Regions from separate parts of the Mus musculus genome. Here region 1 is linked to region 2. Evidence: chromatin loops called from intact Hi-C (ENCODE). Cell type or tissue: left cerebral cortex. All regions are shown on one strand. Links, peaks and the distances in the headings refer to the core of each region. The heading gives the core; the rest is flanking DNA. Region 1 overlaps St6gal2 (beta galactoside alpha 2,6 sialyltransferase 2). Region 2 overlaps Pot1b (protection of telomeres 1B).

What was found. Peaks named below come from ENCODE experiments on the same cell type or tissue, not always from the same donor. Only the 100,000 strongest peaks of a DNase experiment are listed, where the experiment ranks them.
Region 1: a loop joins it to region 2, with 2.1 times the contacts of the local background. A loop is called at or near these places in 1 of 42 quality-filtered maps.

The regions. Positions count from the first base shown.
Region 1 is chr17:55,507,319-55,512,709 of GRCm38, forward strand. It overlaps St6gal2 (beta galactoside alpha 2,6 sialyltransferase 2), which reads left to right. Exons shown (of 6, transcript NM_001347403.1): 6 at 2,823-5,391. The coding sequence ends at 3,094. Among named protein-coding and RNA genes, the nearest start is that of St6gal2, 65 kb to the left of the region's middle. In left cerebral cortex, for the core only: no CTCF peak of the experiment used is centred there; a DNase peak (open chromatin) is centred at 2,920.
Region 2 is chr17:55,662,816-55,668,206 of GRCm38, forward strand. It overlaps Pot1b (protection of telomeres 1B), which reads right to left. Exons shown (of 17, transcript NM_028370.2): 12 at 3,597-3,802; 13 at 2,833-2,968; 14 at 1,502-1,590. Among named protein-coding and RNA genes, the nearest start is that of Gm22654, 3.9 kb to the left of the region's middle. In left cerebral cortex, for the core only: no CTCF peak of the experiment used is centred there; no DNase peak of the experiment used is centred there.

The DNA of each region.
Region 1 (5,391 bases), core at 136-5,135, 160 kb before region 2:
TTAGAGCATGAGCCATTGGCGTTCTGTTTAGGAAATTTCCCCTTGCCAATAAGTTCAAGGCTCTTCTCCACTTTCTCTTCTATTAGATTCTGTGTATCTGGTTTTATGTTAAGGTCCTTGATCCACTTGAACTTGAGCTTTGTGCAAGGTGACAAATATGGCTCTATTTTCATTTTTCTACATAACAGACAGTCAGTTAGACCAGCACCATTCATTGAAGATGCTTTTTGTTTGCCATTGTATATTTTTGGCGTCTTTGTCAAAGATCAAGTATCCGTAAGTAAGTGGTTTTATTTCTGGGCTTTCAGGTCTATTCCATTGATCAACGTGTCTCTCTGTGCGAGTACCATGCAGTTTTTAACACTATTGCTCTGTAGTAAACATTGAGGTCAGGGATGGTGATTCCCCCAGCTGTTGTTATATTGTTAGGATTTTTTTCCCTATTTTGGGTTTTTGCCTTTCCAGGCGTATATGAAACTTGCTCTTTCCATGTCTTTGAAGAATTGTGTTGGGATTTTGATGAGGATTGCATTGACTCTGTAGATTGACTTTCATAGGATGGCCATTTTTACCATGTTATTTCTACCAATCCGTGAGTGTGGAGATCTCTCCATTTTCTGAGATCTTCGATTTCTTTCTTGAGAGACTTATTGTCATACAGATTTTTCACTTGTTTGGTTAGAGATAATTTATACCCCAAGAAAATTTATAATATTTGTAGCTATTGTGAAGGGAGTTGTTTCCCTAATTTCTTTCACAGCCTGTTTATCAGTTGTATAAAGGAAGGCTACTGATTTATTGAGTTAATTTTATATCCAGCCACTTTGCTGAAGTTGTTTATCAGCTGGAGAAGTTCTCTGGTAGAATATTTGGGGTCACTTATGTATATCATATTCTCTGCAAATAGTCACACCCTTATTTCTTCTTTACCAACTTGTATCCCCTTGATCTCTTTCGGTTGTCTTATTGTTCTAGCTAGCACTTCGAGTACTATATTGAATAGATATGGGGAGAGTGGGCATTCTTGTCTTGTCCCCAAATTCAATGGATTGCTTCAATTATGTCTCCATTTTATTTGATATTGACTGTTGGTTTAATTAAATTGCTTTTATTATGTCTAGATATGGGCCTTGAACTCCTGATCTCTCCAATACTTTTAACAGGAAGGGGTGTTCTATTTTGTCAAAGGCTTTTTTGGCGTCTAAGGAGATGATCATTTTTTTTTTCTTTGAGTTTGTTTATATGGTAGATTACATCAATGAGTTTTCATATATTAAACTAACCTTGCATCTCTGGGATGAAGCCTACTTGATCGTGGTGAATGATGGTCTTGATGTGTTCTTGGATTTGGTTTGCAAGAATTTTATTGAGTATTTCTGCATCTATATTCATAAGTGAGATTAGTCTACAGTTCTCTTTTTTGGTTGGGTCCTGGTGTAGTTTAGGTATCCGAGTAATTATGGCTTCATAGAATGAGTTATGTAGTGTTCCTTTTGTTTCTATTTTATGGAATAGTTTGAGAGGAAAATTGGTATCAGGTCTTCTTCGAAAGTCTGGTAAAATTCTGCAATAAATCCATCTGCCCCTGGGCTTTTTTTGGTTGGGAGATTTTTAATGACTTCTTCTATTTCCTTATGGGACATGGGCCTATTTAGATAGTTTACCTGCTCTTGATTTAACTTTGGTATATGGTATCTGTCTAGAAAATCATCCATTTCATCTAGATTTTCCAGGTCTTTTTTTTTTTTTTAGTATAGGTTTTTGTAGTAGGATCTGATGATTTTTTTGAATTTCCTGTTTCTGTTGCTATGTCTCCCTTTTCATTTCTGATTTTGTTAATTTGTATACTGCCTCTGGGTCCTTCAGTTAGTTTGGCTAGAGCTTTATATATCTTGTTGATTCTCTCAAAGAACCAGCTTCTGGTTTTATTGATTCTTTGTATTGTTATCTTTGTTTCTATTTGGTTGATTTCAGCCCTGAGTTTGACTATTTCCTGCCTTCTGCTCCTCTTGGTTGAGTTTGCTTCTTTTTTGTTCTAGAGCTCTCATGTGTGCTGTTAAGTTGTCAGTGTAAGATCTCTCCAGTTTCTTTACCAAGGCACTTAGTGCTATGAAATTTCCTCTTAGCACTGCTTTTGTTGTGTCTCATTAGTTTGGGTATGATGTGTCAACATTTTCATTAAATTTCAGGAAGTCTTTAATTTCTTTCTTTATTTCTACCCTTACCAAGTTATCATTAAAGAGTTATTCAGTTTCCACTTGTGTGGGGGCTTTCTGTAGTTTTTGCTGTCCTTGAAGACCAACCTTAGGCCATGGTGATCTAATAGGATTCATGGTATTTCAATCTTCCTGTAGAGCTGTTTTACTATAGGGTTCTGTTTTAGAACCATCTGAAGAATAGTTTATATTCAGTTTCTAATAAACTTTGATATTCAGATTTTTGTGCCATTTGTTATGTGCCATAACAGTCTACTGTAACACAAGAGAGCAAAGTGGACATTATAAGTTACACATTGGAGCAAAGTCCCCCCAATATTCAGTTTTATCTTTGTGGGTCAGTTTTAGGCCTCCAGTAATAACTGAACAAGTGAATGGATACATGCAGTACTATACCTTTATATAGTCATTCACCATTAGCCACTCTTCATAATGGAAGCTGTAACACTGCAAATGTAAAGGATGTGTATCTCACCACAGTCGTTCCTGTAAGTCACCACTATTCTAGGACCAAAATGAATAAGTAAATAAATAAAAGCCAATAAAACAAAAAATTCTACCCTTACTTGGAATTACTTACTGTATTTTCATTTCCTTCCTTGTCAGGAATCCTCATCATGATGTCCATGTGTAAAGAGGTGCACGTGTATGAGTACATCCCATCTGTTCGACAGACAGAGCTTTGCCACTACCATGAGCTGTACTACGACGCAGCCTGCACCTTGGGGGCCTACCACCCACTGCTCTATGAAAAGCTACTGGTGCAGCGCCTTAACACTGGCACCCAGGCAGACTTGCATCACAAGGGCAAGGTAGTCTTGCCAGGCTTCCAGACCCTTCGGTGTCCAGTAACCAGCCCCAACAATACACACTCTTAAAATGGAACTCTTGGGAACTGATGTGCAATAAGGTACTACTGTTGTCCTCAAAGTCACACACACACACACACACACACACACACACACACACAAAATACTTGAAGATAGATTTAGACAATGTATTGTCTTTAACTGTAACTTAGTGCCCATGAGAATTCTTTCTAGTCTAAGCCATTGGGTAACTATTACTGCTATGAATATAGAAATGAAACTTTAAAACCACACAAGAAAGAAGCCAAAATAAGATGTATAGAAAACAGATTTTTACTCATGGGCATGATACCTCTAAACATGTTAACCTCTACAGCAGGGATACTTTTTATCACAGTTGGTTCCAGCCACAAGTTGGGATGATACTACTGATGATACAGTTTCCATCTAGAAATATCCAAGTTGAGGTCCTGTAACTAGCAGTCACGTATACCTCCATTTCTCATTATGCGTCCTAGAATCTGTGATGAATGTCTGATTTCTCACTCAGATGTGTTTGACGTTTCTTCACATATACTGTCAGGCACAGGATTTTCAACAACAGCTTCGCAGTTTTGCTTCCCAGTGTTCTCTGAATGTTACAGCTGAGAACCAAGCTACACTTACAAAAGTACAAACCATCCCTACCACACAATCTAAGAAGTCAAACGAAACATCTGCCAACAGTGAAGAACAGCACCTTTGTCTGCCTGCAGCATACTCTACCTAGCCAACAACATGTAGCACACACAGGTGGTACAGGTGGTGTATGCAGGGTTATGACTGGTCAGGTGTCCCTAACCTGGCTTTTCAACATTATATTCCTAGCTTTCCAATCACTCTGTAGCTCTCAGATAGCCAGTGACTTACTGGGCAGTAGCATCCTTGCAGGTCAGCCCGGGGACACCCTTGTTCCTTTCAAGCTATAAAGAATAGCTTGGAAGCATGCACTCTGAGCTGCGTGGGATGCACACTTCCCTGTCACTTCTATTGGAAGCTCTTGTAGGCTTTTCTCAACTATCACAAACTTGATCTCCTTGCTCTGAATGTTGTTCAGTTTTAAGCATAAACAGCTAGAAATCCACCTTTGTTTTTGCAGGCATGTTTTATGTTAAGAATGTGATGGAACCACAAAATTGTTTTTTAACAATTAAGTTAAAACTTTTTGAAAATGACGATATCAGTTTAATTAAATGTACCAGCCTACCCCTTGCAAAATGTGTGGCTTTCAAAGTATTGTGGGGGAAAAAAATGTTTCACTATGTTTGTTCTGGAATGCTCTACTGATTACTTCCTGAGGAAGCAAGGTTTTCAGAGACCACCAGTTTTTGTTTGGGTATTGCCCCCTGCAGAGCTCAAGCAGGACTGCAGATGTCCTCAGTGGCTTGCTACAGCAGTGAAGTGAGAGAACTTGAGCTTTCAGTTATGAGATAATCTGCTGGCATCCCATTCTGAGTGACAGAGTATCATCTTCTGCTTAGCCTGGTCCAACCATGTAATCTCATGAGAGTTCAACCTTGTCACCATGCTGACATGTCTAATCATCTCGGTAACTCTAGAGGAGGCATTGTTCATGTTGTATGAATTTTCTCCAGTGGTCCTTGGAGCTTTCTAGATCTTCCAGCTTTTGCAATTTTAAATGATCATAACCAGTAAGTTTCTTTTTATAGCCTGGAATAGGATTCACTTAGAGGCATAATTAGTATCCATGACAATGCCCTTAGATGGCCTGAGAACTTGATTAAAGAATAACTTATTGAGGTCAGTGTAAATATTCAAATTCGAAAGCTCCACAAAACACATCAAAGGTTGTTAAATATCATTCTGTTTTTGCACATGTATTTTTAAAAGGTTTCTCTCAGTTTTACACGGGGTTACAAGGAATCTGAAGAGCATAAAGGAAATGTAATTAATTTTTTGAATTTATTATGGCCCTAAAGACTTGTGGGAATCAGTCTGTTAAATATTCAGAAAATATGGCACACATATGAATATGCTATTGGCTAGTCACTCTTGTATTTCAAAGTTTAAATAGCTTAGCAGATGCTCACACAATGATTGCTAATATGGTGGCTGCTTCTTGTATTAACAAAATGTGTCCCAACAGGCAATATTTTGCCAGATAGTGATTAAATACTTCCACCCCACATTTACTATCCTTAAGTGACCCAACAGTACCTGTGAAACAGCAACACTAACTATCCTCCCACCTCATTTTTTCCTGGATCTGACTCTAGCTCTTCCAGAACCTTCTGACCTCTTCTGTGAAAGGACTCTGGTTAGATCCTCATGGTGGCACCAAAAGCCACCCGGTGCTGTTTGTTCCC
Region 2 (5,391 bases), core at 155-5,154:
ATGATTAATACGATGTAACTTATTGCAAGTTACTTATATTAAAAATAAAATGAAAATCATAGAATATTGTTGAAAGCAATACAAAGTTTGCTACTGTTAAGTTTATTCCCCTTTGTCATATGAGTAAAGTATTCTTTATTACTGTTATTAACATTATCATCATTATCACTAACAGATGTAACCTGGTTGAGAGAAAAGCCATGATGTAATCTGGGCTCCCTAACTTGCTAGGATGAGGAAGAATAAATAAGTTGGAGATACCAAACGCATGAGAATTTGCAGTTAAGGAGAACACCTTTTCTCAGGAGTTGAAAACACTGCACAGATGTATGGAACATTCTATTACCTTCTGTATACATTGCCCATATTCCACTACAAAGGTTAATTAAGGGGGCAAGTCAAAACACTATGTTGGAGCATAGAACCAATTGTAGTATGCAAAAGCAGAAAGGCAGAATTGTTGTTTCAGAAGGTCTTAGGAGTTATACTGAAGCAACCCTAAGGAGACTGAAATTCAAAACAATGGAGCACATGAAATGGCATTGCCCATCTCAACAGGAAAAACTCATGTAAAGTAACATGGGGTCCTACTGGCCAAAAGTATGATATAGTTGTACCATGAAACAAAAACATATCATGAGAAACACATATATACATGTTTAGAAAACAAAAATTCAGTCTAGAGGAAATGAGCTGAGTATCCAGCTTCATGAAATAAGAATTCTCAATGTATTTTGAGTTGTCCAAACTAAACCTACAGCTGTCAATGGTTTTGAAGGGCAAACTCTGAAAAAGTGTCAGCAAAATGGGCATTTACTGGGGAGACAAAAATAATAACAATAATAATAATAATAATAATAATAATAATAATCCTAAGTGTGGGAAAGTAACAAAAGGTGGTAGAGAACTTGGCTTGAAAATATAGACTCAATGGAAGCACAATATTGTGAGATCTACAAAGAGTGGCTGTTCTTATGGGAAAGAAAATATATAAATCTAGTAGGCAGAACACTACTAGTAGGCCCACACAAGTAGGAAGACCTAGCTTCACAATTAAGGATAATCTAAAAGTTAATAGGAAAAGCTTTAAGTACATGCCTTACAATGTATCCTTCTAGAAGCTAAAAACAAAGGCTAGGTAACCAATCATGTGTACAACAGAGATTCCTATGTGCTAGCTAAAGACTTGGGAGGACAGCAACAGCCATCTCAACAACTGTTCTAACACTAAGTATGGACCATAAAGATTTTCTCACGATCTGTATTTGTGATCAATAAATTGAAAACAAGTGGTCAAGTATTGAAATATGATTATAATTAAAATGCTTGGAAATGATAGCAAGTATTTTAAATAGTCAGCCCTTATTTTTTATTACAATTGTTGCTAACAGATGTCAGTTAAAAGCTAAGCTAATTGTGCCATAAGTATTCAAAAATACTGAAATACAAATTAGTGAGATGACAGAATTAAAATTATAGGATATAAAAAAATCTACCTTACCTTCTGCCACAGAGGAAGGAATCCATAGTCTTTTATTAGGAATGATACTTAAGTTTTGTATGGTTTTCAAGTTTGAGCACTGTTTACATCTGAAAGGAATAAGAAAAAAGTAGTAAATATTTAAATACATAAAATTCAGTTAGTAGTCACTGATAAGTGAACATTAGGCAAAGAGCGTGGAATACCTATGATACAACTCATGGACCACATGAAGCTCAAGAGGAAGGAAGACCAATGAGTGGATGCTTCAGTCCTACTTAGAAGGGGGAACAATATAATCAGGAGAAGTAGAAGGTGAGAGGAACTTGGGAGGAAGAGGGGAAAAAGAGAGGAAGAATCAGGTATGGGAGGAGATGGAGGAGATGTACAGAGGGTCAGGAAATTGAACAGAGATATATAGCAATGGGGGATGGGGAACTGGGGGGTAGCAACCAGAAAGTCCCAGATGCCAGGAAAGCAAGAGCCTCCCAGGATCCCACGAGGATGACATTAGCTGAAATATCCCACAAAGGGGAGGGAGAACCTTTTGAGACCATAATCCAGAGGTTAGGCATGGCCCCTGGTTGAGGGATGGGGTCACCAACCCATCTCCAAAATTTTAACCCAGAATTGTTCCTGTCTAAAGGAAATACAGGAACAAAGAGTGGAACAGAGACTAAAGGAAGAGAGGGAGTGAAAATGAGATGATGCTATGGTGTGAGGCGTCTCAAAGCGCAGGGTCTCCAAGGTGAATGTCTCCTCAGAACTACAGGGCGCTTGACTTCGCCCTTCCATGGCAGAATCATGGACTCCACACTCTGTCAGCTTTCAGTGGCAGGAAGTCTGCAAGGCGCTGGCTCAGCCACTGAGCTCACTTATTTGTACCTCTCTAATGTCTGCTATGAGAGCCTAAATTCCTGTGGAAGAAACAAATTTAGCTTGTGACTTAGAAAACATTTTAAGCCTTTTATGTTGTACCCAGAATATTTAGATCTCCAGAAATGTACAAGAAAAATTGAGTACAGATGCTCTAGAACTTAAAACAGGGTACACCAATTCATGTAACTTAGTGATTAGTATATACACAGCTGTTGACCCTCATAATCCAGTAATCCACAGAGAGCTCTAGTTTGTCACTCCCTAGCATGTGACTGTTGCACCCCTCAACAACAGACTAGAAAAGATCAAATTCTGGGCCACAATCATTATAGCTTGAGGACTTTGTGTAAGTAGAAACTGGCACAATTAAGTCTCAACTGAGCAGGGAGGAAGGTAAGCAATAGCAGCCAAGCAAGGCAGGGTAAGGAAAACAGACACAGCTGAATTTCCCCATACCCCAAAGGGACACACACCCATAGTGACACACCTTCCCTCGTATGAGGAATGGTGCTGCGAGATCTACGAGCTCCAGGTCCTCAGGGCCAGACCGCACAGGGATCACACTGTGAAACATGCTTGACAGTCTAGAGATTTCACAGAGCCGGCCTCCTGGTAAAAAAGGAAAAAAAAAAAAAAAGAAATTCTTTAGCAGCACACAGAGAATCAGGACAAGATACAGGCTGTAACATGGGGGACACAGCAAGCGCTACAAAGAAATGCACATAATAGACAGTTCAAATGTCAAAGAAAATTTGAACTTTACATGACAAAAAAAATATGAGGTTACATAATAATTAGATGCAAAAAGAAGAGGAATAAACAGCACAATTCCAATCTCAAAGTTGTCATGTTAACACGCCTTTTCATGGCTCCTTTCTCTGACTCAGGTATCTTTAGTTGAGAATGTTCATCCCAGTATTATGACCCAACAATGAAACCCAGAGGCTACAATACCGACAGCTTCACATAAGCAACTAGTCAACATAATAGATCCACTGAGTTGATTTTATTACACAGGAATTCAATAAAGTACTGAAATAAACAAACATGAGTTTAATAAATAATTTGAAAATGTAATTCAAATAGGTGTATGTGCTCATATATATTTGAATCTAGTATTCTGTCTTGAGAAATTTAATTAACAGTACATTTACTTCATAAGCAGTAGGTACACGTAAGTTAACAATAAAGAAACATGTGAAATAATATTTAAAGTACCCAATACCAAGTGTCTTACCTTCGATCAAAACCAGACATTCACTTGAGTGAGGAAGGACGCCGTCATTCTTTACAAAATGGACAGCAACCTGCCGTCCTCCTTGGCCTTCAGTGGTCCAGACCTCTGAGTCATACAATGGTGTATCTTGCAGCTTGCAGTCTGGGGCTGTAGCTGTAGCATCTTGTAAAATTTTATCCACATTTTCCTCAGATGGAATTTCTTGCCTAAAATGATTGGTAACAAAATATCAGCAGACAATGTAGGTATATTTGCAACAATTCTAATTTAATAAATTACTCAAAAAGAAAACTGGTTTAGGGGCTGAAGAGATAACTCAGTGGTTAAAAGCACCTGCTTCTCCTGCAGAGAACCAAAGTTCCTTTCTCAGCATCCACATGGTAACTTAAAGCCATTTGTAACTCTAGTTCTGAACTTTGTGGGCACCCTATAAACACATGTAGGAAAAACACTCACACAGAAACACAAATAATCTATTTTACACTATCTTATATGCAGATTAACTTTCCTAAATTAAGGAGATAATTCATTTTCCAGACTTAACACATTTCACTCAATAGGTTTTTAACATTTTATGGGTAGGTAAATACATACCATAAGCACAGAGATTGTATCTGTGTGGGTGCATACGCGCCATAGTGCATGTGTAGAGGAGAAAGGACAATCTCCTACAATGTTGGTCACAAGGACTTTCCACGGGTCATCAGGCTTGGCAGCAGGTGTCTTCACCTGGTGACCCACCTCTCTGGCTCAAACCAAGTGTAACGTGCACGATGACCTACACTTATTCCCAGTCCCGATCCCTTGTCCTTTACACATAGCCACGTCTTCAACCCAATGAATCTCACCGTCACAGGTAAACTAAAGCATTATTAGCTTCATTTATTTTTAACAATTAGTCATTCATACGAGTTGGATAAACTACCATGCAATAAAAACACCATGGCTTGGAATTAAAAGGCCAAAGTGCTTATCGTGATTCTGTTACCAACCGGGCTTGCAAGTTTACATAATCACTTATACTTTCAAAGATACATATTTGTCTAGACGGAAATCATAGCATAGCTTTATTCTTGGAAGAACAGTACTGTGGCATTAAATGAAATATAATCAGGTATTGTTTTACAAATTACCTAAATCTTAATGACACTCTGAGTTTAATCACATGCATAAAAAACAGATTCCTCAATGTATTGTTTTTGTTTTCCTTTTGCAATCGAGACCCTTTATTTCTTTTCTGTACATTAGGCCACGAAATCATAGGCCTTGTACTCTAGCAACTCAGGCTCCTTCCATCAGTCCTGACGAAGTGTACCTCTCTGGGTAGCACAGGTTAGCACTTCAGCTGAACCCAGGTGACCTGGTCTCCTTGGCTTCCTCTTTCTTCTGAACGTTCTCCTTCACCTGCTTCAGGAAGCTGTCTCAGCTCTTCAAGTGCTTGAAGTGTTCCATTGCAACATTGATCCTTTTGGCCAGAATCTTCGACATTAACCTGTTTGTTTACAATGATGCCAACCTACAGCATGCTGAGTGACATAACAGACTCTTCCACTTTGGACATGGTAACATTCATGGGGCATTCCTATTTGAACAGTGCCCATTCCCTACATGTCTATATCACTCTTCTTGTACATGCGCACAATTCCTAAAAGGTCTAGAGAACACAGAGTGAATGCCACTCCTCTTTCCCTTTGTGTCGGAGATTTTGTTGAGTCATTGGGAGATGCCTGCTGTGGCCCAGATATCTCAGTTTTATGTTTTAAATTGGATATTTTCTTTATTTACACTTCAAATG